5 separate regions of the Mus musculus genome follow, and all the other regions are linked to region 2. The links are chromatin loops, found by intact Hi-C in ENCODE. Cell type or tissue: heart. All regions are shown on one strand.

Evidence for each region. A loop is a pair of places that touch in the nucleus more often than their neighbours do. Peaks named below come from ENCODE experiments on the same cell type or tissue, not always from the same donor. Only the 100,000 strongest peaks of a DNase experiment are listed, where the experiment ranks them.
Region 1: a loop joins it to region 2, with 6 times the contacts of the local background. A loop is called at or near these places in 16 of 42 quality-filtered maps.
Region 3: a loop joins it to region 2, with 2.0 times the contacts of the local background. A loop is called at or near these places in 2 of 42 quality-filtered maps.
Region 4: a loop joins it to region 2, with 6 times the contacts of the local background. A loop is called at or near these places in 6 of 42 quality-filtered maps.
Region 5: it touches region 2 in a loop (5-fold over the local background); 17 of 42 quality-filtered maps call a loop at or near these places.

The regions. Positions count from the first base shown.
Region 1 is chr7:140,939,342-140,944,341 of GRCm38, reverse strand. Pgghg (protein glucosylgalactosylhydroxylysine glucosidase) reads right to left here and starts at 2,951. Exons shown (of 14, transcript NM_145387.5): 1 at 2,699-2,951; 2 at 1,777-2,057; 3 at 1,146-1,356; 4 at 630-1,065. The coding sequence starts at 2,032. In heart, a CTCF peak has its summit at 2,772; DNase peaks (open chromatin) are centred at 801, 1,771, 2,461, 4,491 and 1 weaker place; H3K4me3 peaks cover 1,931 bases; H3K27ac peaks cover 2,881 bases.
Region 2 is chr7:141,006,427-141,011,426 of GRCm38, reverse strand. Ifitm3 (interferon induced transmembrane protein 3) reads left to right here and starts at 683. Exons shown (of 2, transcript NM_025378.2): 1 at 683-1,030; 2 at 1,538-1,837. The coding sequence starts at 782. The coding sequence ends at 1,702. In heart, a CTCF peak has its summit at 2,905 (motif pointing right); DNase peaks (open chromatin) are centred at 656, 1,626, 2,226, 2,716 and 1 weaker place; H3K4me3 peaks cover 2,155 bases; H3K27ac peaks cover 2,209 bases; H3K27me3 peaks cover 987 bases.
Region 3 is chr7:140,854,307-140,859,306 of GRCm38, reverse strand. Bet1l (Bet1 golgi vesicular membrane trafficking protein like) reads left to right here and starts at 2,924. Exons shown (of 4, transcript NM_018742.5): 1 at 2,924-3,086; 2 at 4,142-4,233; 3 at 4,486-4,542; 4 at 4,684-5,000. The coding sequence starts at 3,068. The coding sequence ends at 4,851. It overlaps Ric8a (RIC8 guanine nucleotide exchange factor A), which reads right to left and starts at 1,910. Exons shown (of 10, transcript NM_053194.4): 1 at 1,753-1,910; 2 at 1,415-1,462; 3 at 735-1,325; 4 at 353-444. The coding sequence starts at 1,836. In heart, no CTCF peak of the experiment used is centred here; DNase peaks (open chromatin) are centred at 281, 976, 1,946 and 2,896; H3K4me3 peaks cover 3,850 bases; H3K27ac peaks cover 3,976 bases.
Region 4 is chr7:141,173,758-141,178,757 of GRCm38, reverse strand. It overlaps Gm51459 (a long non-coding RNA gene), which reads left to right. Exons shown (of 3, transcript XR_003946684.1): 3 at 1-111. It also overlaps the pseudogene Gm5905. Among named protein-coding and RNA genes, the nearest start is that of Rnh1, 7.3 kb to the right of the region's middle. In heart, CTCF peaks have their summits at 2,375 (motif pointing right) and 3,510 (motif pointing right); a DNase peak (open chromatin) is centred at 2,377; H3K4me3 peaks cover 34 bases; H3K27me3 peaks cover 983 bases.
Region 5 is chr7:140,956,492-140,961,491 of GRCm38, reverse strand. It overlaps a transcript of Ifitm2 not described here. Among named protein-coding and RNA genes, the nearest start is that of Ifitm2, 3.0 kb to the right of the region's middle. In heart, a CTCF peak has its summit at 2,145 (motif pointing left); a DNase peak (open chromatin) is centred at 2,201; H3K4me3 peaks cover 1 bases; H3K27ac peaks cover 448 bases; H3K27me3 peaks cover 1,525 bases.

The sequences.
Region 1 (5,000 bases), 67 kb after region 2:
GGGCACGAGCACTGGTTTGCATCACGCCTCTAGGGAGAGCTTGCTCTCCGGCTGCCTGACCTCAGCTTTCTTTGACTTCATCTGTCAAATGGGCCACTGTGCAGACTTCACAAGGTGTCAGACGTGGGAGTGGCCTCGAGCCTTCCCTCTCGCTATTCCCTCACGCAGTGGCCGCTGATCTCCATAGGCTACAACCTACAGTACTGCCTTCTCCAGCCCTTGCTTCCCCCGCACCCAGCTGCTCCTGACAGTCCCAAATCTTCCCAGACTGTATCTCTCCTTGTATCATTCTTCTACAGTCTCTATGGTTTTTCCAGTCCTTTTGTAAGCTCCAGGCTTGCACCTGGCTCACTCTGAGGCTCTGGTGTTCTTAGCCAGCTATGAGGCCCCTTCTCTGCTTTCAAATGTTGCAGACCCTCAGCCTTTGCGCCTTCTGTTTGCTCTAACCTGGACCACTCTTTTCTACCACATTCCTACACACCTTTCTTCTGAGAAACCAACCATCTCTTCCAGGAAGCCCTCCTATCTAGAGCTCCCATGTTTGGTCTTGATCTCAGGTAGTGCAAAGGCAATGCCCGGAATCTTTGCATGCAACTCCCCCTGTGTAACCAGTGCAGGGTAGGATGTACCTGATCCCAGAAGATATGGCCCCAGTAGCATTCCTCCTTACTCCCATTGGAGAGTCCTCCGGGGCTAAGCCCATGGCTGATGAATCCTTGAGTGCCAGGCTGGGGAAGCTCACTGAACAGGTAGTAGAGAGAGCCACGAAGGGCCTGGCGCAGGGCCAGGGGCCCAGCCACATCCAGGCCACAGCCTGCCCAGAGCCGGCCCCAGGAGTCTGCATGGATTGTATACAGAACACCCCTGGTCTGCAGCTGTAGGGCCTCAGCAAAGCAGTCCTGGGCTTCAGCCTGGCTGCTACCCACAACAGTCAGAAACTCCCAGGTCCTGTCCTTCTCCTCTTCCCCAAGGGTCAAGGCTGGGGGGACAGGCATCCATAGCATATGCACTTCCTGCTGTGGCTCTCCAGGCTGCTCAGGGTTAAGTACGTGGCCATGCAGGTACCTGCAAGGGCATAGCTGAGTCTTAAGAAAGGGCTCGCTCTGCTCTCTGGGCTACCTAGATTTACCCAGTGTGATTCTTACCGGAGTCCCTGGAAGTCAGGCCCCACACGCAGGTCCAGGTCTGGGCTTTCGGGGGAGAAGTCTGCCCGTAACGGCACTGTGATGGGTTTGTTCCCTGTGGTCAAGCGTGCAATGGACACACTGAAGACCAGGACATGGGGTAACACACGGTGAGCATAGATCCGCTGGGAAGCCCGGAAGCTGGGGCCTTCCAGGGTGTGGAGGAAGGAACCTAGGGAGGGTTGGGGAAAGGCAGACACACTCTCAGTACCACAGAGCACCATTACCTTCCTGGGCTGGGAGTGGGGTCCTTCAGACCTCAGGCTGCCTCTCCCCACTGTGTAGTGGGCCCACCCAGATGAAAAGAAAGCAAGAGCAACCACACAGGCCTCATTTTGGGAGGCGGCTTTTTCATGTTTTTTTTTTTCTTCTTCTTCTTCCTTAAATTAAAGGCTATGTGTTTACATATTTTTGTGATGCATCTTGATGTGTACTGGAGGCTGAGCTCCAACTCTCCGTCTTCCCGCCTCAACCTTCCCAGTACCAGTGCCAAGGTTACAGGCCTGAGGCACACATTGGTGGTTGTGGCCCCTTTCCCAGCTTCATGGACAAGTGAGGAGCAATAGGTTGGCACGGGTTGGTGACAGCTAACCTGTGTTGGTGTCCAGGGTAAAGGTCTCTGTCAGCTGTTCTGTCCCTGCAGGGGCCTCCAGCTGGACATTGAGGGGGCTGGGCAGACTGGCCCGGTGAGTGTCCCCGACAGCTCCATTGTACACACCGTTTATATGGATGGTGTCATGATACACACGTGTACCTAGGTATGAGTTCGTTACAGTGGCCCAGAGCCTGGGGTCACTGGGCAGACAACGGGCACTGAATATGGTCGGGTCATCTTCAGAGCCGTCCATGGAAAGCTGCCTCAGCCCAGACGGCCTGGAGGAGACAGTTAACAGTGACTAGCTGGACTTTCCTCCACACGCACACTCACAGTAAACCCTCAAACTTGGCCAATCCCCACAGGCGGTGAGGGGAGTCGGGGGCTAGCTGCGTAGCTACCCTAAGTAAGGGTTGCGGGCGCCAAGAACATTCTTAAATTAAGAAGACTGCCAGGAGCCCAAGTGAATCTGTAAACAAGTTCTCTCAGCACCCACCGCCGACCTCCCTCTTGTGAGCTCCTGAGCCAGCTTCCTTAAGTAAGAACTGCTGAGGTAGGAATCAGGGAGTTCTTCGCGGGCCCTAAATCCTCAGGGAGGGTGAGGCCGGACGGTGGAGGAAGAGGAACCCGGAGATTTGGAGAGGGACAGCAAGGAGAGGCGTTGGGATTGGGGAGGAGGGACCGGATGGGGTGGATGACGACGATGGGGTGGGGTGGGGCCGCAACTGGGGAGTAGCGGGACTTGCCCAGGAAATGGAAAGAGGAAGCCCGTGTAGGGGTGGGGTGCGGAGAGGGGGATCGATCGCGAGTTGTCGGGAAGAGAGACTAGGGAATAAAGGGACGAAAAAGAGTTCAGAGTACTCAGTGAAAGAGGGTGAGGGCGGGCTGGAGAAGAGTGTGGGCTGTTTTTGTAACTCACCGCTGCCCTCTCCACTCAGTGCGGGGATCCGGGTGTAAGAAGGCTCTGTGGGTGCGAGCTGCCCCTGGCGGTAGGAAGAAGAAGCGGCCCTGCCGCGTGGCAGGTGGGCGGGTCTGAGTTTAGGCGGGACCTGGGAAACTGTCATGGTTTTGGGGAAGAGACCACGCAATAGGACTAGGGGTTAGTTGAGCTTTGGCTCTAAGATGTATGCAAGGCTGGGACAGACCTGAGATACCACTCTACAGTGACGTTTAGTGACTAGAAAGGACCCTGGCTATTTAAGGAACAGGATGCTTGTAAGAAAAGCCTACCTCATGCAAACCTGAAAGAAGTGGGTGCTGTGTAAAAGTTCCACAGCCGAATGCTTTTCAGACTTTCCCCTTAGCTCACGGGACCTTTCCTATTTAGGGAAATTATTTCATTTTTATGTTTTATCCTATTTTTGAGTGGTTGGCCTGACTCTTGGTATGCAAACCCAGCTGTCCTCAAACTCACAGAGCTCCAACCTACTTCTGCCTCTTCAGTGTTAGGGTTAAAGACGTGCACACTACACTGAGCAGTATTTATTTATTTTGATTTAATTAAAATATAATTACACCATTTCCTCCTACTCCTCCCATGTATGTCCCACCCACATTCACAGGACCTCTTTTTTTGGGGGGGGGGGTTCCAGACAGGGTTTCTCTGTGTAGCCCTGGCTGTCCTGGAACTCACTCTGTAGACCAGGCTGTCCTCAAACTCAGAAATTCACCTGCCTCTACCTCCCAAGTGCTGGGATTAAAGGAGTGCGCCACCACTGCCAGGCACAGGACCTCTTTTTTTGGAAGAGTTTCTTTTTTCTTTTCTTCTTCTTTTTTTTAAATGTGTGCTTTTTATGTAAATGAGTGCTCTATCTGCACGTCCACTTCCATGTTAGAAGAGGGCATCAGAACTTATTGCAGATGATTGTAAGCCACCATGTGGTTGCTGGGATTTGAACTCAGGACCTTCAGAAGAACAGCCAGTGCTCTTAACCACTGAGCCATCTCTCCAACCCCTGGGACTCTTTTTAAACCATTGTTGTTACATATACATATAAGGAATAAATAGATAAACACCACCTGTGAGTCTGTTCAGTGTTGCATTTGAGTATATGTTTATGGGGTTGCATTTGAGTATATGTTTATGGGGCTGACCACTTGGTACTGGAACACCAATAGGAGGTGTAAACCAGAACAGGTGCCAGGTTGATGTTAAAGAGCCACATTGTTACACATTGTTATTAAGTCTCCTACAAGAATCCGTTTCTGTTTCTTAAGCCTGATGCATCCTGCAAACCTTGCTTTCCAACCTGTGCTGAACTTGTGACTCCATCATGTGTGCCTACCCCTTTGCCTTGCTAAACTCCCGAACCTGTGATACGACTATCCTTTTGCCTTATGAAAATGTCTTCCTAGATACCTTGATGACTCCCTTTCCACGTGATGTTTTCTTGCACTTATTTTTATTGCCTCCTTTCTAACAGCCAATTATCGCGACATCTGTTTTCTATCAGCCCTAACCTTTCTCCATAAAAGGAACCTCAAAAGCCAGTGAGGGGCTGCTCTCTGAAATCCTGACTTTAGGAGAGACAGCCAGCTGGCCAGTTGTAAATACAGCTTGCTTTAATCAGACACTCAGGAATTGTTTGTTTCCATCCCTACCACCCCTCCTCCTTCCCCAGGTCTAAAAGAGGCTCATCCCCGGGGAAGACTAATTCTCCCTCCTTCTGCAATAGTTAATTGATTGTAGCTCTTCATCTAGGGGAGGGGCCCCATGAGCTTTCCCTAGCTAGCTGGCTTCCACTAGGCTCCTCCCAGGGACCTAGCAAAGGCCAGCGCTGCTAGGTGATGGACTGCTCTCTTGCTCTCCCTCGCTCTCCCCCTCTCCCCTCTCCTCCCCCTCCCCCTCGGCTCCCGCTCCCTCTCTCCTTTCTGTCCCTCTCTGCGCCCACTGCCCCCTCCCCCATGGCTCTGCCCTGGTCTGTCTGCCTGTCCACTTGTCTGTCTTTACCCCTGCTCCGGGTCCTCACTCCTCTTCCTTTCCCCAGGAAACCTCTTTTACACCAGATCTGTTGCATGGCATAATTACACACGGGCATACCTTGGCATGGGCCCACTATATACCACCTCCTGGCATTATATATACTTCAGTTGTTGTTGAAAGTGTGCAGTCTTTAGGCATCTGTAATTGTTCAGATTTCCTGGGTGTAGCTTCCCCAACACAGCATGAATGCATAATTTCACAGAAGATAGCTTGGTCATCAGGCTCTTACAAGCCCCTC
Region 2 (5,000 bases):
CTAAAAGGGGCTGCTCCCCCCCTTACTCTCTAACCTTCCTGCACCTGCTTCCCCCTCCTCATTCCCCACTCCCTCCGAGTGCTCATGGCCAGCCTCTACTTCTCTGTTCTCTCTCTCTCTCTCTGCCTTTCTCTGTCTCTACTACCCTCTCAACCCCCTCCCCATGAATAGAGAATAAACTCTGTTCTATGCGATACCACCGTGTGGCTGGTCCCTCAAAGGGAAGGGACGCTTCAGCGTGGGCCTGCAGAGGCCCCCCCTCCCCCAACATATGACTGCATAGCCACCGAAGATATTCCTTCTCTCTCCTCTTTAAAACACAAGAAGTACCGTTCATCCCACCTGTCTATGAAGCCAGGAGAACTGGCGTTCATAGTGAGAGGCTCTCTGGGCACTCTTTATTGCTGAATAAAGAATAGAGGGTTCTTTGGGGCCTGGCTGGGACCTTGATAAGGAACAGTGAGGTTCTGCAGCTGTGAGCGTGAGCTTGGTTGACTCCAGGACCCCTCACTCTTAAACACTGAGGTTTGGGCCTTGGGACAAGTCCTGACTTGGGCTCCTGGCCTGGAAGTTCCCCTGATTCACAATCCTTCCTGACATCCTGCCCTGGAGTAATTTGATCCGCAGGCTTTTTAGATCCCCGCCCCTCTGAACCCAGAGCAGTTTCATCAAGCCAAAATTCAGGAAAAGGAAACTTCTGAGAAACCGAAACTGCCGCAGAAAGGGCAGACCCGCAGCGCGCTCCATCCTTTGCCCTTCAGTGCTGCCTTTGCTCCGCACCATGAACCACACTTCTCAAGCCTTCATCACCGCTGCCAGTGGAGGACAGCCCCCAAACTACGAAAGAATCAAGGAAGAATATGAGGTGGCTGAGATGGGGGCACCGCACGGATCGGCTTCTGTCAGAACTACTGTGATCAACATGCCCAGAGAGGTGTCGGTGCCTGACCATGTGGTCTGGTCCCTGTTCAATACACTCTTCATGAACTTCTGCTGCCTGGGCTTCATAGCCTATGCCTACTCCGTGAAGGTGAGTGTGCTAGAATGGGGGGAGTGATGGTGTAAAAAGGTGTGTGTGAACCTGAAGCTCCATCTACCCAGATGGCACCGAGGTATGAGTGTGGGGTCCTTTGTTTAAAATAAGTTTGTGTTCATTCTTCTGTGGTGTGTGTGTGTGTGTGTGTGTGTGTGTGTGTGTACACGTGTAGGCTTAAAGGCTCTCTGGGGGCAGACACAGGGTGAGGCTGCCTGGGGATTCTGGAGTCAGACTCTTCCAATGCAGAGATGCCTATAGCACCTTCACTCAACAGACTGGGATTCTAGCCTGTGTGGAAAATGTTCAGGAGATTCATGGGGAACAATAGCCTACAGTGGGGTGAACAACAAGTGCTAGGGCCTCCTGGATGATCAGAGGATGTAAAATGTTCCTGACCTAAGATGGGGAGATGCAGTCCACAGGGAGTACGTCAGGAAAACTGTCAGAGCATCTGCCTATCAGCTCCAGGGCCACTGACCGTGTCTATCTGTTCTGCTCCAGTCTAGGGATCGGAAGATGGTGGGTGATGTGACTGGAGCCCAGGCCTACGCCTCCACTGCTAAGTGCCTGAACATCAGCACCTTGGTCCTCAGCATCCTGATGGTTGTTATCACCATTGTTAGTGTCATCATCATTGTTCTTAACGCTCAAAACCTTCACACTTAATAGAGGATTCCGACTTCCGGTCCTGAAGTGCTTCACCCTCCGCAGCTGCGTCCCTCCTTGCCCCTCCCTACACGCAGGTGTAACACTCATTTATCTATCCACAGTGGATTCAATAAAGTGCACTTGATAACCACCATCCTATGACTGCTTTTATTCCTCCCACCCCTCTATCTTCCTTGCTCTGAGGTGGACATGTAGGTTATCCTCAATTTGGCAGTAGTCTCTGGCCTGCTGTTGTGGACATTTGCTGGCCAAAGTCCTGGATGGTATTTGGCTGCTTCAGGCAGGGAGAACTCAAGCTTCAACTGGCCCTGGCCCCACATTTCCAGGGCACCCAGTCCAGTTCAGAAGTGGAGGACCAGGTCTGGGTCCGTATTCTTCTGGACGAATACTCTGAACCAGACAAGATGGTGTCAAAAGTTCCATGCCTGCTTCCCGGGGGAACCCTGGGCTGATCCTGTCCAGGATTTGCTGGGTGCTGTGGTGGGGGCCTGGTGTCCCCTACTGGTCCCACAGCAGCGATGCAGTTCATTCCTTGTCGCCCTGGAGCCTAGAATGACCTTTTAAGGCTCAAAGTCGCTGCCCTGGCGCCCCCTGCCGGCACTCTGCAGGTACGGTGGCCGCGTGGTGCTTCCATTCCCCCACCCCCCCACCGACCCCGCTCCCCCGGACCCTATATGGTAAGGGAGAGCGCCAATCACGCCTTCTTGTGCCGGGGTATGCAGGACTCACCTCTCTGGTCGGGATCCTAGTACCCACGTTTCCACTTCACTTAGTGCATTGAGTTTAGGAGTCTCCTGGGAATGGATGGGCGCTATCTGTTTCTGTTGGTGCAGGGGTCAATCATTCATCTCATAGCTGCCTTTCCAAGGGAACTTATTTCTGGTTCCCAGAGGCAAGCACCTCAAAAGTAGCCTGGATCTATGGGACTCCGTTTGTCCTCCTAAATCATTGTGGTGGGGTTTTAATGTCACCATCATACCCAGGGCAGCACGGTGGATCTGAAGTGCCTTGGTTAGTGGAAAGTCGCTGTAGTGGTTGCAGCCAGGAATTTGGGAGTGGGTGTGGTGGGTAGAAAGGGGTGGGGGCACTTTTGCAAGTTAAAGGGTTTGGGTTTCTTATCCAGGGTGGCAGAGCCCCAACTTGTTCCCCAGTCCGGATTCTGACAGCTGACCTGCCCAGCGGGGAATTTAACCACCAGAGGGAAACAAAAGGCAGCTTCAAGGGATGTGCCTAGCGCTCTTCTCACCGGCACAGGATGTCAGGCTCCCTGGGAGGGTGTGTGGAAAGAAGGATTGAGCAATGGGGTTTACAAACTAGCTCTGAGGTATGGAACAAGATTCCCCTGCTGGTGGGGAGCCTTCCTCTCCGCCAAGCAGCTATGGTTTCCCAGAACACACTTTTTTTTTTTTTTGGTTTTTCGAGACAGGGTTTCTCTGTATACAGAACACACTTTTTTACCTTCTTTTCTTTTCTTTCTTTTTTTCTTTTCTTGGTTTTTCGAGACAGGGTTTCTCTGTATAGCCCTGGCTATCCTGGAACTCACTTTGTAGACCAGGCTGGCCTCGAACTCAGAAATCCGCCTGCCCCTGCCTCCCGAGTGAGAACACACTTTTATAAAGGAATCTTGTCTTATTGGGGATTGGCTGAGTACTAAGAGGATACAAATGAAGCAGGATAGAGATGGGAAATTAGGAGGACATGGGAAGGAAGAAGCCCCGTCCTGGCATCTAGATTGTCTTCTTCACTGACTGAGAGTCAAGAAACTTGATAAAGCCAAAATTCCCTCCATGTCTGTCTTAATACATTCTGGTATTGTTGTTGCTGTTGTTTGTTTCGTTGTGTAGCCCTGCCTGTCCTGGAACGTAGACCAGGCTGACCTCGAATTCTGAGACCTGCCTGCCTCTGCTTCCTGAGAGTTGAAATTAAAGGCATGTGCCACCACGGCCTGGCTCCTATCTTAATACTTAACAAACCTACTAACTGTTTGGCGCTGTCTTGTCCTGACATTTTTCTGGTTATCAAGGGTCAAACCTTACCTCCTTTATAGAAGAGCTTAAGGGGGAAGGAGCCTCTCTGGGCACCAAGGGCAGTGCTAGGCATCGGCTGGCTCCCTTACTGCTGCAGCTCTGATGGAAGGGAATCCGAGGGCCACATTACCCAGGGCGAGGATAGCAGGAATTTCTGGGGAGGCAAATTTTCTGTCCAAGCCTCTAGTTAAGAATTGACCTACCCCACAAACCTGCTTAGGGAACGGGTACTGGAGCTTTTTGTGGACTTGGAAGTCTTTTCGACTGAGGTAAAACTGTCATAGCACCTGATGATTCTTGTCCTCAGAAAGCGGTAGCCAGGCCCCGCACAGCCTCCTTCATGCCTAGAGAACCTCTGTCTTAGTTGGGGGTTCTATTGCTGTGGTAAAACACTATGACCAAGAGCAACTTTTATTTGGAGGAGACGGTTTACTGGCTTGCTCCCCATGCCTTGCTCAGCCTGCCTTCTTATCCTACCCAGGAACACTTTCTCAGGGGTGGCACCATTCCCAGGGAGTTGGGCCCTTGCCATCAGTCGTTGTCTTAGGGTTACTGTTACGGTGACGAAACAGGGTTTGTTTGGCTCACATTCCCACATGTCTCAGGGTTTTAATGCTGTGAAGAGACACCATTACCATGGCAACTCTTATCAAGAAAAACTTTTTTTTCTTCCTTTCTTTTTTCTTTTTTTTTTTTTTTTTTTTTTTTTTTTTTTGGTTTTTCGAGACAGGGTTTCTCTGTATAGCCCTGGATGTCCTGGAACTCACTCTGCACACCAGGCTGGCCTCGAACTCAGAAATTCGCCTGCCTCTGCCTCCCAAGTACTGAGATTAAAGACAAAGACAAACTTTTCATTGAGGCTGGCCTACAGTTTTAGAGGTTTGGTCCATCATTGTCATGGCAGAATGAATGCATGGCAGTGTGCAGGCAGACGCAGTGCTGGAGAGTTCTCCATCCAGATAGGCAGGCAGGCAGCAGGAAGGGAACTGAGGTGAGCTTCTGAGACCTCAAAGCTGTCTCTTAGTGACACACCTCTTCTGAGAAAGCCACACCTGTTCGAACGCAACCACACTTCCTAATAGTGCCACTCCCTAGGGCCAAGGATTCAAACCCGCAAGTCTGTGGGGGGCCATTTCTACTCAAACCTCACAACACTGCTCTTCTTCGTTTGAGGAAGTCGGGACTGGAACTCAAACAGGGTAGGCACTTGGAGGCAGGAGCTGATGTAGAAGCCATGGAAGGATGCTGCTCATCAGCTTGCTCAGCTT
Region 3 (5,000 bases), 150 kb after region 2:
CAGGTGGTACCCCAACTCAAATTTGGTGGGGAGATTCTGCAGACGCTATCTGGGCCATTATGTCTGAGCTGAGATGCCAAACAATCTCTCGAACCTGAGATGAGCAGAGGCACCAGCAAGAGACCATACTGCCTCCGCCTAAGGCCCTGTCTCTAAGTTCATAGCTCTTCTCTTAGCCATACCTGAGTTACCTAGGCTCTCTGGAAACAACACTGGTGCCCCATTCCCCTGATGAAGTCAAAGGTGGGGCCTGGGCCCCCAAGTGCTTCTGATTCACAACTAGGGTTAAGGACTTCTGTACCCATACCTAGGAACTCTTGCCGTCCCCAACATTGTGAGCCCTACCCCTCACCCGTGGAACTCCTCTGTGCGGTCCCCAGCAGCTTCAACCATCACGCAGTGCCGCAGAAGAGTCCCCAGGTACCGGTAAAGGGCAGCATCTTCCTAACCAAAGACAGAAAGGGGCTCCTGTGAGATCGAACCCCTGTTCTTGTGGCCACATGGAGTTGATCCCTAGACGCTGTGCACAGCACATGTGGTGCTTTTGGCCACCTGAAGCACTGTGGAGAATACCCACCTGCAACCCCATGCACAGTGCGGCTCAGGCACCTTCCCTGAGTTCCCGCCTACACCATCCTCTAGTCCTCGCCATATCTGATACCCTGCAAGCTGAGGTACAAAGGGAAGCAAACTGTCCCACCCGAACTGAGTCTCAGCCAAGACTTCCAACCTACCTCATCAACTTCCCTCTTGACAGAGTCAAAGGTGATATTAAAGAGCACTTTGAGGATCTCCATGGCCCTCTCCGTCTCTTGGGCTGGAAGCATCACCGGAGGGTTTTCTTTGGGGGCCACGCCCAGTGTTAGTTCCAGCGCATCAGTCAGCAGGCGTACACCGTGCAGCTCCTGAAACAGTTGCTGGCGCACATCCGTGCGAAGGGCTGTTAGCAGGAAAAGGAGCCTCAAGTCAAAGAACTGGACTTCGTGGGGATAGCTCCTCTTGCGGTACAGTCCCACACGCTCCGCTAGCCTCACCACCAGGCGAGCCTCTGCTGCTAGCATCTGTGCTGTTGGACTGCTGAGCACAAGATTACACAGGCATTTGAGAGACTCGAGGAGGACATCCATGTCTGGGGACTGTGGGATGGGTTCCTCTGAGACGGTAATGTCAGCATAGCAGGCTAGTGCATGTAAGCTCTGGCGGCTGGCAAATGAGTCCAGGCAGCTGCGGTCTCGGGATAGGATTCGGATAGTCTGCAGCCAGGTGACACGGTGCTTTGGTGACAAGCCCTGCTCCAGGACGGAGACCAGTAGCTTTGCGAGTCTCTGTGGGGTCGAACAAAAGTGGTTCCACTAGGCCCTCTTCTTGGGGTCAGCCCGTGCCTGCCCTAGGAGCCCTTGGGGCTGACACCTACCTTCCTGTCCTCCTGCTGGGCATCATCGAAGGTGAAGCTCTGAGAATGCTGCAGGGAGACCCAGGAGGCTCAGATCCACATGCAGGTAGGACCCGTGCTCCTCGAGTCAGAGCAGACCTCTGAAGCAGCATCCATCGCTCTGAACCTTAAGGCAAGGCCCACCCTAGCCTCCCATACACCTGCCCCACCACACGCCACCACAGAGCCACCCGAGGGACCAGCCCACCACCCACCGCCGTGCTCCCTGCCACCACTCGCACGCACACCCCAGCCGAGTTGCGCGCACACCCCTGCTTCCTCTCTTCCTGAAATTTCCTCGGCAGCCGGATGCCTCTCACCTCCCGGTTGAACGACCGCAGAGCTTCTGTCACCGCATCTTCCTCTCCGGTCTCCAAGGCATCCGCAACTGCCCGGGGCTCCATGGCCCCTGGCACCGGGTGCTGGAAGGCTTGGGCTGGGAAGACGCAATCGGCCAAACCCCGGGGCTCCGCCCAGGTCCGGAAGCCCGGCGTCCACGCGTGAGGGATGCTGGGAGAGCAGCCGAACCCAAGGGTGTGTACAGGCGCCTCCGACTTAAGGTGGAGCAACCCGGCTGTGGTCGCTGAGCGGCTAGTCTTGGAGCGGCGATGCTAGCTAACCAGCCAGGCAGTGTCCTCCTTTTGAGCCCTCCTCTCTAGCCCGAGTTCCTGGCAGGCGGGGGGTGGGGTGGGATGGGAGGGTGGGGAGTGGGGTGTGGCTTGGCCCGCGCGTGGACCGTCCTCTTTACGCTCTTGTCCCCGTACTGTGATAAAAAAGGGAGCGCCGGCTCCTGGCCGCTTAATCAGTTGGGGAAGACGATTCTCGCGATCCAGGCCTTGGAGCTCATCTTCCATAGGGAATAGGGAAAGAGAAGTACAACGACTTGGATGGTCAAAATAATGCACGTGGTTAGCCGGGCATAGTGACGCACGCCTTCTTAAATCCCAGCACTCGAGAGGCAGAAACTAGCAGACCTATCTAAAAAGAATAGCCACCAAAGTAATACGGTTATTCTCAAGAAAATTGCAGAGAAGGAAGTGAAGAACACCCGTGGAAAAGCCACTCCCGCGAGAGGAGCAACGGAGGGGCGGCCAGCCGAGGCGTGTCTGAGGTTAGAAGCGTAGGAGCGCTGTGTAGCGGGGAGCCAGGTCCGCACGCCACTTAGCTGAGTCGGTGCCCCACAGTGACACATACAAACAGTGCTCCAGTGGATGATGTCACCCGCCGTGCTAACCGGCTCTGCCCCTACTCAGTGGCAGGCCCCGGCCGTCTCCTTCACCAGTCTCTTTCGGGTCTGCCTGTCCTCCCCATCCAGTTGGATTTAGCAGCGCCAGAGGCATCCGACTGATTTACTGAGCTGGTTCCTAGCCTCTGCTCCAAATTTGGGTCTGAACACCTGCTCCGAGTAACACCCACAGCGCAGGACTAATATTGCTGACCAATCCGTGGGTCCGAATGCTGGTGGCCCGCCCTTCCCTTATTTACATTCCCGAGAAGCACTCCAGGTCTGTTTCTTCCGCTTCAGAACCTTCTCCCGGAAGTTATTAGCCCGGAGGCGGAACCGGAAGACCCGGGTACTGGTGCCACGTCCGTTGCTGTGCTGCGAATTCCCTGAGTGGGACCCTGGAGGGCGCGATGGCAGATTGGACTCGAGGTGAGAGCACTTGAAAGGCAGTAGAGGTAGGAGGGGAAGTCTAAGTCTGGAGCTGGAGACATCGCTCGTTTCTCGGTGGAAGGACCTGCGTGGGGTGGCGCTTACGTATCCCTGGAAAAACAGGGCCGGATTTCGCCTGGCGCTGCCTTGGAACCCAAGCCGGCATGCCATCAGTTTTGTGTGTGGTTGATGCCAAGAGCTGGAAGCAGAGGGTCCAAGCAGGGTTTTACTAATGAGGGGCCTGAGTGCCTCGGTTCACACACATTCCCCGCCCCCGTGCCTGTGTTCAGTGTGACAGTTGTGATACTGATGCTTCGCCCACAACGATGACTATGCAGTGGTCGGTAGGACACAGCCGTCTGTCTTTCAGAGTCTGGTCGCACTTGTTTGCTGGTGCTGCTGGCCTTCCCCTTAGGTGGGTCACATCGAGGCTGGGTGGGTGGTTTTTATGCTTCAGATCGGTGCTAGTCACACTTAGGGGGGTGATTCTCAACTACCTGTCCCTGTCCATCGGAGTTAGGTTTCCACGAGCACAGTGCTCTGGGCATTCCAGAGATTCTGTGTGGGTTGCAGACATAGGGCGAGGTAGTTTCTACAGTAGAAGGACTTTCTTACACTTACCTTGGATCTGATTTCCAAGTCCTCCCCACACAGCCTTCCTGTCACCTGCTGTGCCACCGGCTGTTCTGTTTTCCCTATGGTCCCTATCAGAAAGTACTGTTTCCCTTTGAGACCGGCCCCACACCCTCAGATGACAATTTCAGCTAAGGCAATATTCACTTCGGTTCAGGAACAGTATACAGCAGGGTCGTGTATGTAGATTGATTGGATCTTCAGGCTCCCCAGCCCGTCCTTGCCTGGGCATGCACACAGGTTCTCACACGACCCATGCTACATGTCTGATGTGTAGGTGGTCAGCCTGTTGGAGCATAGGGTGGGACGTGCTAAGTTAGCAGAAGTATATGGGGGAATGCGCTTAGATGTCTCCACTGGAGTGAGGAATCAGGGACCACATGTCTGAGGGAATGCTATCCTTCCGCCTCTTTCTCTCACAGCTCAGAGCTCTGGTGCTGTGGAGGACATTCTGGACAGAGAGAACAAGCGGATGGCTGACAGCCTGGCCTCCAAGGTGACCAGGCTTAAATCGGTCAGTGGTGGCCCTCTTCCCTTCCGTGAGATACTTTGGTGGGTGGGGCTGAGAGGGGAGGAAGGAGGCCGTGTGCTGTCTGTGGGCATTGCTGACTGGAGAAGTGCTTCAGGTAATAACTTGGCCTTTTTTTTAGCTTTCTCTGGTAATAGGTACTTTTCAGAGTCGTGGGTAAAATGTAGCTGGTCTGAAGGGAAGGTGGGCACTACTCTCTGTGGCTTTGCTTGACGGTGCCTTCTGTATCCCAACCAGCTGGCTTTGGACATCGACAGGGACACAGAGGACCAGAACCGTTACTTAGACGGCATGGTAAGTGCCCGCGGTACGGGTACGTACAAATCATAGTCAGCTCCGCCCACCTGCCGTCTGCTCTGCTGGGTCTTCGCTGCTAGTGTGGTTGGGTAGTCAAGGGTCCCAACTCTATGTGACCCTGTTGGGTCTCTCCCACAGGACTCAGATTTCACAAGTGTGACTGGCCTACTCACGGGGAGTGTGAAGCGCTTCTCCACGATGGCACGGTCTGGGCGAGACAACCGGAAGCTTCTGTGTGGTATGGCTGTGGTCTTAATCGTGGCCTTCTTCATCCTCTCCTACCTCTTGTCGAGGACAAGGACGTGAGCCAGTGGGAGCCAAGGGCAGCCAGGCTCTTGTACACCTGGCATCCTGGTTTCCTAAGGACCTGACTACAAAAAAAAAAAAAAAAATCCCTTTGAAATTATCATCATGGGTCATTCATCTTCCTAAGTCAGGACGACTGCAGCTGCCTC
Region 4 (5,000 bases), 170 kb before region 2:
ACATAGTGAGTTGAAAGATAGCCAGGGTATGCAGAAAGATTCTGTCTTTAAAAGGAAGAAAGGAGGAGGGGGGAAGAAGAAGGAGAAGGAGGAGAAGGAGAATAAGGAGGAGGAGAAGAAAGAAGAAAGGAAAAAAGAAAGAAGGGAAGGGAGGGAGTGAGGAAGAGGAGGAGGAGGAGGATGGAATAATGAGACTATGGTTGATCTTTTATTTTTCCTCTTATCAAAAGATTTAACTTTGCTCTTTGTCTCGGGCCTGAGTTCGTAGGCGCAGCCAGCCTAGCGAGGTCAACATGCCGGTCGCCAGAAGCTGGGTTTGTTGCAAAACCTATGTGACCCCACGGAGACCCTTCGAGAAATCGCGTCTCGACCAGGAGCTAAAGTTGATTGGAGAGTATGGACTCTGGAACAAACGTGAGGTTTGGAGGGTCAAGTTTACCCTGGCCAAGATCCATAAGGCGGCCCGGGAGCTGTTGACGCTGGACGAGAAGGATGCCTCTGTTTGAAGGCAATGCTCTCCTGCGGCGGCTTGTTCGCATTGGGGTGCTGGACGAGGGCAAGATGAAGCTGGATTACATCCTGGGCCTGAAGATTGAGGATTTCTTGGAGAGGCGGCTGCAGACCCAGGTCTTTAAGCTGGGCCTGGCCAAATCTATTCACCATGCCCGTGTGCTCATCCGCCAACGTCACATTAGGGTCCGCAAGCAGGTGGTGAACATCCCATCCTTCATTGTTCGCCTGGACTCTCAGAAGCACATCAACTTCTCCCTCCGTTCTCCTTATGGTGGCGGCCGTCTAGGGCGAATGAAGAGGAAGAATGCCAAGAAAGGCCAGGGCGGGGCTGGAGCTGGTGATGATGAGGAAGAGGATTAATTAATACTTGGCTGAACTGGAGGATTGTCTAGTTTTCCAGCTGAAAAATAAAAAAGAATTGATACTAAAAAAAAAAAAAAAAGATTTAACTTTAACTTTTAAAAGATATTTTAGACTTATTATTTTGTGTCTACATGTGGTTTATATGCTTGTTATATATGTCTGCTCACCTCATACATGCTTGGTGCCTGAAGTCAGAAGAGGGCATGCAATCCCCTGGGACTGGAGTTACAGATGGTTGCGACCCACCATCAAACCCGGATCCTCTGGAAGACCAGAAAAACTCTTACCCACTGGCCTGTCTCTCCGGCCCTTAACTTTAAAAGATTAATTTCTATTATTTGTAAGGGTGTGTATGTGTGTGGGTGTAGCTGTCTGAGGCCACACATGTTAGATTCCCCGAAGCAGTTAAGTTGTCTGGCAGCAGTGTGGGAAACAACTTGAATTCTCTAGAAAATCATTAAGTACTTCTAACTACTGAGCCATCTCTCTAGCTCCTTATTCTTATTTATTTATTTATGATTTTGTGTGTGTGTGTGCCATGTGTGCAGGTGCCCTTGGAAATCAGAAGAGGGTATGGGGACACCTGAGCTGTACAGATGGTTGTGAGCTACCCTCAGTGGGTGCTGGGAACTAAAGATGGGTCCTCTTAGCAGCTGAGCCATCTCTCCAGCCCCTATTTTTATGATTTGTACATGTGTTCTTTAAGATTTATTTTAGCATGTGTATCATTCCTATCTGAAATATATATTTTAAAGATTTTTTAAAATTCTATATATGGAGCCAGGCGTGGTGGCATATGCCTTTAATCCCAGCACTTGGAAGGCAGAGGCAGGCAGATTTCTGAGTTCCGGGCCAGCCGGGTCTACAAAGTGAGTTCCAGGACAGCCAGGGCTATACAGAGACACCTTCTCTCAAAAAACAAAAACCAAAACAAAACAAAATTCTATATATATAACTGCACTGTAGCTCTCTCAGACACACCAGAAGAGTGCATCAGATCTCATTACAGATGGTTGTGAGCAATCATAGGTTGCTGGGAATTGAACTCAGGACCTCTGGAAGTGCTCTTAACCTCTGAGCCATCTTTCTGCCCACCCCCACGACCCCCATTTCCCCAAAAAGTCTTTTTTAAAGAAAGCTGTCTTATTGGATTTCAGAGGGTGATAGCCCCGAAATGTTGAGAGCAGGTGTGTTCTGGTTTCTTGAAAGAATACCTTTCCACATCTCCAGAATTCCACAGTCCCACTATAGCAAATACCACTCAGCTCAGCCACTGGAGAACAGCTGTGGGTGCTGCCGTGGCCTCTGTGGACCATTCACCTGTCAAGCTGAGGATCCTCCGAGGTTTCTGATGGATCGGGGCATGAACTTCATGATTTATTTCTAGTATTCCCACTTTCACGGGCAGCCTGGGTGGGTTTTCAGCGACGGACCTTTCCTCTCCTGGATGTTCAGCTTCATGTTCAGCAGGACTCATCGTCCTTGAATGTTGCCAGCTGGCGTCCACTAGAGGGAGCCAGAGCCCTTTACAGCTGGTCCTGCTCCTGAAATGGCTTCATTAATAGTAAAGAGCACAGAAGCAGCGCTGTGTTGCATTTTTTCTTTCTTTCTTTCTTTCTTTCTTTCTTTCTTTCTTTCTTTCTTTCTTTCTTTCTTTCTTTCTTTCTTTCTTTCTTTCTTTCTTTCTTTCTTTCTTTCCTTCCTTCCTTCCTCTCTCTCTCTCTCTCTCTCTCTCTCTTTCTATTAATGTTTAAATTTTTTTCTTTGTTGGATATTTTCTTTGTTTACATTTCAAATCTTATCCCCTTGCCAGGTCTCCCTCCAGAAACCCCCTATCCCATCCTCCCTCCCCCTGCCTCTATGAGGGTGCTCCCCCATCCACCCACCCACTCCTGGTTTCCTACACTGGCATTCTCCTACACTGGGACATCGAACCCTCACAGGACTAAGGGCCGCTCCTCCCCCCTGATGTCCAAAAAAGCCATCCTCTGCCACCTAAGTGGCCAGAGCCATGGGTCCCTCCACGTGCACTCTTTGGTTGGTGGTCCAGTTCCCGGGAGCTCTGGAGGGTCTGGCTGGTTGACACTGTTGCTAACCCCCATGGGGCTGCAAACTCCACCAACTCCTTCAGTCCCTTCTCCAACTCCTCCATCAGGGATCCCACACTCAGTCCAATGCTTGGCTGTGAGCATCCGCCGCTGTATTTGTCAGGCTCTGGCAGCAAGCACTTCCCGGCATCTACAATAGGGTCTGGGTTTGCAGTCTGTATTTGGGATGGATCCCCAGGTGGAGCAGTTTCTGGATTGCCTTTCCGTCAGTCTCTGCTCCACATTTTGTCTCCATATTTCCTTCTGTGAGTATTTTGTTCCCCCTTCTAAGAAGCACTGATGCATCCACACTTTGGTCTTTCTTCTTCTTGAGCTTCATACAGTCTGTGAATTGTATCTTGGGTATTCCGAGAAGTACAGTTAAAATTTGTGAACTTCAGATTTTAACATGCCATTTGTTACATTGAGGACTTGAAGCTGTGTTTTCTAAATTTATTTATTTATTTGGTTTATTTATTATTTTACATAAGAACACTGTAGCTGTCTTCAAACACGCCAGAAGAGGGCATCAAATCTCATTACGTGTGGTTGTGAGCCACCATGTGGTTGCTGGGATTTGAACTCAGGATCTTTGGAAGAGCAGTCAGTGTTTTTACCCGCTGAGCCATCTCTCCAGCCCCTTCTAAATTTATTTGTATTTTATGTAATGAAAATCAAATAACAGCATTGTATAATATTCCTCTACAACTTGTCAGTAATTTGGATTGAATTGTTAGTAGTTACTTCACAAAGTCTGCAAATTGCTGTTTAGGAATTGTTAGGTGAAATGTGTGCAGAAGAGGCTTGCTGGTTGTCCAGATGGCTGAAGCGTGGGATGCTGCAGGTAGCTCTGTGTAGCCCTGCTGTCCTGGAACTCACTTTGTAGACCAGGCTGGCCTCAAACTCAGAAATCTGCCTGCCTCTGCCCACCAAATGCTGGGATTAAGGGCGTGCACCACCACTGCTTGGCGAATATTCATTTTTTATTTTCTTTCTCTCTTAAACTCAGAGGAGCCACCGTGAAGGAAAATGCAACCCAAACTTAGTTCAGAAACAATGGTAACTCAACCTCTGTATGCAACAAATAAAACCTAATCTTGTAAGCCTTATTAAAATCTGATTCCGCAGGTGTTGAATCCTTGCAGATCCGCCATGATACTGGGGAAACTCTAGCAGCTACATCTTACCCCTCTGCTGTCCCCATTCCAAAAGGGCACCCTGTTTCACTTCTGAATTCTACCTGGTTTTGTGTGTTTTGTTTTTAAATATTTATCTATGTCTACTTGCATGTATGTTTGTGTGACAGAAGAGGGCATCAGATCCTGTTATAGATGGTTGTGAGCCACCATGTGGTTGCTGGGAATCAAACTTAGGTCCCCTCGAAGAGCAACTAGTGCCTTTAACCCTTGAGTCATCTCTCCAGGCCCTGGATTCTACCAGTTATATCTGCCCACACATGTCTACTTCCTCAAATTATGAGAATGTAATAGAAGATATAAAATTAAAAAATAAACATATTAAGGAAAAAATCCCATGAGACATTGAGCATTGGAAATATGGCTCACCTGAACTGAGATATCTCAAGAGCAATATAACCATAGGGCCTCAAGTATTGAGTATGAAAGAATGTGAACAATTACGTTCAATTTAATTTAAAAATACTGATTACATTCAGAAAGGATATTTTGGACATACTGACTTAATGAAGATTTCACCTGTTTCTTTTTAATTCCTCTTTAACATTTATTTAATTCTTTGTGTATGAATGTGTACGGGTGTGGGCATGCCACAGTCTGAGGGGAGATCAGAGGACAACTCTAGTCAGTTTTCTTTCCCCTTCATGTGGGCTTCCATAACAGAACTAGCTTGTTGGACTTGATGACAAGTGACTTTCTCAAGTGAGCCATCTCCTGCTTCTTCCCAAGTCTTCTCTCAGGAACTTTTCCTGCTATTAGGTCCTGTGACATCACATCTGTAGGCAGGCACCCTACGTTTCTTAAGACCATCCTGGTCTACAACAAATGCTAGTAACGCAAT
Region 5 (5,000 bases), 50 kb after region 2:
TATAACTCCACAGTCTTAACTGACTACAGTACAAGGTTCATTTTTACCCCCCCCCCCATTTTGACTTTATTTATTTATTTATTTAGATTTTTTTTTTGAGACAGGGTCTCTTTATGTCAGTGGTTCTCAACCTGTGGGTTGTGACCCCTTGGGGAGACAAATGAACCTTTCACAAAGGGTCTCCTAAGGCCATCTGCACATCAGATATTTACATTACAATTCATAAGTAGGAAAATTATTGTTATGAAATAGCAATAAAAATAATTTTATGGTTGGGTATTACCACAACATGAGAAACTGTATAAAGAGTTGTAGCATTTGAGAACCCCTGTTTTATGTAGACCTGGCTGTCCTGGAATTCAATATGTAGAGCAGGCTAGCCTTGAACTCATAGACATCTGTCTCCTTCTGCCTCCCCAGGGCTGAGATTAAAAGTGTGTGCCACCACACCTAGCCCTTGCTTGGCTTTTAAAGCCCTAGATGGGGAGTATAAGAAATCAAGATCATCCATAATATTGTATAAAAATGTATCAGCTATTGCCCAGATGTCTCATCATGAAGTGGTTTAGACAGGGAACCTTATTCAGATGAACATTTTAGCCAATCTGAAAGGCTTCCAGGTGTTCTTAATTGTTAAACTGTAGGGAATTACTAAATGCATTCACCTATTGTGATAAGATCCAACTTTCCAACAAGCAATCAAAGTAAAAGACAAGCGGGGCATGGTGGCGCACACCTTTGATCCCAGCACTTGGGAGGCAGAGGCAGGTGGATTTCTGAGTTCGAGGCCAGCCTGGTCTACAGAGTGAGTTCCAGGACAGCCAGGGCTATACAGAGAAACCCTGTCTCAAAAAAACAAAACAAAACAAAACAAAACAAAAAGAACATTGGGGCTGGAGAGATGACTCAGTGGTTAAGAGCAATGACTGCTCTTCCAGAGGTCTTGAGTTCAATTCCCAGCAATCACCCATCTGCTTTGTGTTTGTTTTGTTTTGTTTTGTTTCAAGACGGGGTTTCTCTGTGTAGCCCTGGCTGTCCTGGAACTCACTCTGTAGACCAGGCTGGCCTCAAACTCAGAAATCCACCTGCCTCTGCCTCCTGAGTGCTGGAATTAAAGGCGTGTGCCACCATGCCTGGCAAGATTGTCTTAGTTAGAGTTTCTATTGTTGCAGTCAAACACCCATGCCCCAAAGCAATTGGGTGAGGGAAGGATTTATTTCACTTGCAGGAGTCAGGACAGGAACTTAAGGCAGGAAGCTGAAGGCAAGAGCTGATGCGGAGGCCATGGAGGAGGGCTGCTTGCTGGCTAGTTCCCCAAGGCTTGCTCAGCCTGCTATCTTATACCCTCTAGGCCCATCTTCTCAGGGGTGACAGTGACCACAATGAACTGGGTCTTTCCGTATCAATGATCAACCAAGAAAACGCCTCTCAGGCTCATCCATCCGCCAATCTTATGCAAGCATTTAAAAAAATTTTTTTTTTCCTTCTTTGCAGATAACCCTAGCTTATTTCAAATTGATCTTAAAGACTAGTCAGCACAGAGGCATAGAGAAAAGTCTCTCTTAAACCAGAGTAAACATCAAAACCCTGTACCAAAATATAGTACAGACCTGGTTAGGACAATCCCTGGGTAGCTTTTCTAAGAAGGTTTAAACTTTCTTACCTCCTATAAATTCTTTCTTGTTACTTTAATTAGGCTCTGCCTTTTGTCCCCTGCTTAATTAGCATCCGGTAATTGGTTTCTTTCATAAGCAGAGCCTCTCCAGCTATTGGGAGGAGTCAGGGAACAATAGCTTTTTTTGAGATGCTTGCGGCTGACTATAAATCCTAATCTAAGGACATTGGGTTTCCTGAGGAGTGTATTGTGGCTGTGGGTGTGTGGAGTTGGAAGGTAAACTGTTTTGATTGTTCCTACCAAAACTGACAGAATATTCCTGGTTTTGTTTTAAAATGGGTCTTGCTTCTGGTAATAGTCAAGCTGGAGTATAAACTAGGTTGGAGTCAAGATGTTGACTATTAAGGTAGCACCCCGGGGGCATCTTTCCTCAATTCTTTTCTCTTTAGATTGCTGCAAGGTCATAGATCACACGGAAGCCCGTGTAAATTTTAAGTCACTCCTGCCCCCAGCTGGAGAACTCTCGTCAGAACAATGAATTCCGCTTTTAGAGGCTAACTTGGAATTAATTTTCAGCCTCTGTGACCTCAGTGAGTCTCCCTTCAGCATACCCTGAAAGCCTGTGTCCTGTCCTGTCCCGATCAAACTGCTACATCTGGGAGCCCTGCAGCCTCGGGCTGGGAAAGTGTGGAATCTTATAGGTGTGACCCAGCAGGCAAAGCTTAGTGCTTTATACACAGGAGTGTCGTAGAGAAGCCTCAGGGTTGGGATCTGGCAGAGGGAGCAGAATGAAAAGTTCGATAAATCTTATAGCTAGTGCTGAAGTTTGTTGGGAGTCTGGCATGCAGCAGAATTTTAGCAGAGCTCTCCTATCTAGGCTCTGAGGTAGCCTTTTGTCAGTGATGGTTATCTGAGAGTTTATGGGGTGGTTCCTTTGAAAGATTCTCAGAACCTTTGCAATAACTTGGTATCCAGACACTCCAGGCAAACCAGTAATTCTCACAAGGGTGAGAATTGTTTAAGGTGAAGGTTCTCTCAAAACAACTCCTAGATCAGATAAGAAGTTTTGGTGTGCAGAAATCGACTTGCTAAAGGTGTCTTTTTGTGTAACAATAAAGAGGCTCTGCAAAAAGGGTCTGAATTTCCCCAGCTGGCTCCCGAGAAGCCTAAATTCATCCTGTAGTTCTTTCTTTGATCAATCTCCTCGTGTGATCCAGAACACTAACACTGGTACTTGTTGATTCTGTCTTCTGAGACTTAGCCGCGGAAGACCTTCAAGTTGAGACCTTAAAGTGCAGAATGTCATTGGAGGCACTTGATCTAGTTTTTGTCCAATAGCTGGAGAAGCTTGTCTTATAAAATGTACAATGGCTTGGCCTTTCTGACTCTCAATGTCCAGATTAATATACGTGTCCATGGTTTCAGCTCTAAAGAGATCAGGGTTCTCAGAAGCCATCAGTGTTATTCTCCATAGCCTTTTACACTTAGGGGTGTTTTATCCCTCCTATAGGATTACTTCACTGTTAGAGGTACTATCTCTATAGTACACCAAACCATAGAGTCACCAGTAGGTCGTTCCCCTACTCTTTCCTGTAAGCGTCTTGACACAATCTGCAAAGCTCCCCATCCAGTCCTGCCATGGAAGTTAGCCTGGCTATAACAGCATTCTGAGGGTGAGACTCGTTAGTTCATGAATGGTGCTAAAGCTCAGATATGAGACTTTTCTAGGTTAGGTCAATGCCACAGTGAGACTTTTGAGTTCTTTAATGAAGGTGGAAGAGATCCTAGCTAAATTAGCCTATTTGGATTGGATTTGGGAAAGATCAGTGTCTTAGTTACTGTTCTATTGCTGTGAAGACACCATGACCAAGGCAACTCTCATAAAAGAAAACATTTAATTAGAAGTTTGCTTACAGTCGTAGAGAGTTAGCCCATGATCATCATGGCAGAAAGAAGGCAGACATGGTATTGAAGCTATAGCTGGAAAGCAGGGGGAGAGAGAGAGAGACACAGACAGAGAGTGACAGAGAGAGAGAGAGAGAGAGAGAGAGAGAGAGAGAGAGAGAGAGAGAGAGAGAGAGAGAGAGGAGATTGGGCCTGACATAAGCTTTTGAAACCTCAAAGCCCATCCCCAGGGACACACCTTCTCCAACAAGGCTACACCTCCCGATCCTTCCCAAACAGTTCTCCTAACTGGAGACCAAGCATCCAAACATGTGAGCCTATGGGGCACTTTCATTCAAAAGTGAGATTCACTCAGAGATGAGACAGAGAGGACATGCACAGGGCTCACTAGGAAAAAGAGCCACACCTTACCACCTCTGACTTTTCCCCTAAAATGATTTTCATCTCTCTCACACACACACACACACACACACACACACACACACACACACACACACACACACACACACACACAAAACCAAGAACAACCCCCACACCACCACCAAACCAAACAATAACAAAGACACCTTACCCCACCCTCTTTCCCTTTAGCCCCTGGAGGCTGCTCACCTACTTCTGACCTGAGAGCTGTTCATAAGGCTTATTCAGGTTTAGCATATATCAGAGCTTTCCTTTTTCATTTGCCAGTTGATAGACATCTAACCTCTGTCTGTTGCCTGTCGTTACGAATGCTGCTGTAGACATGAGATACAGGCATACAGGATACGTATAGACATGTGTTCATTCTCTTACACACGAGAAGTGGGATTCTGGGTTGTAGCTTCGATCTGCCCACTGCCTGCAAAGCCTGCAGCATCAGTGGTGTGGTTTCTTTGCTTCTAAACTACAGTGCTTCCTAATGGGTATGAGCAGTGTGCTGCTGGGGCTTTGATCTGCATTTTGCTAATGAGCAAGAATGTGGAGCCTGTTACCCATTGTGCCTCTTCTAGAAGAAATGTTGAGTTCCCCTTTCGTTCATTTTTTTAAAATTTTTACTTACTACTTTTTATTCATTTATTTAAGACAAGCTGTCATGTAGCCCAGGCTGGACCTTGAACTGATTCTCCTGCTGACCTTTCCCAAGTGCTGGGATTACAGACATGTGACCTGCTCCAGCTTTTGAGGCTCTGATCGATGGTGATGGTTGTACAAGTAGAGGCGAACAAGGGCTCTGTAGTTAGACTCACTGATCTCCTCCTTGCTCCATTCTGCCCTGTGGGATGAAATTTGGGTGCTGGGGGTGGGGGTGTGAGGTTACTGAATGGGTTCAAGTGTCAAACGATTTGTGTCCTTCACCACCAGGGAACTTCCCTTGTTTCTAGGACGCTCAGTTCCCTCACTGCTTCTGCCGGGAAAGACTCGGAGTTCCCTGTGTAGCCGTACTCCTACAGGCTTCATTTTAGCAATGGCTGTTTCGCAACTGGTAGGAAAACATCTGCCT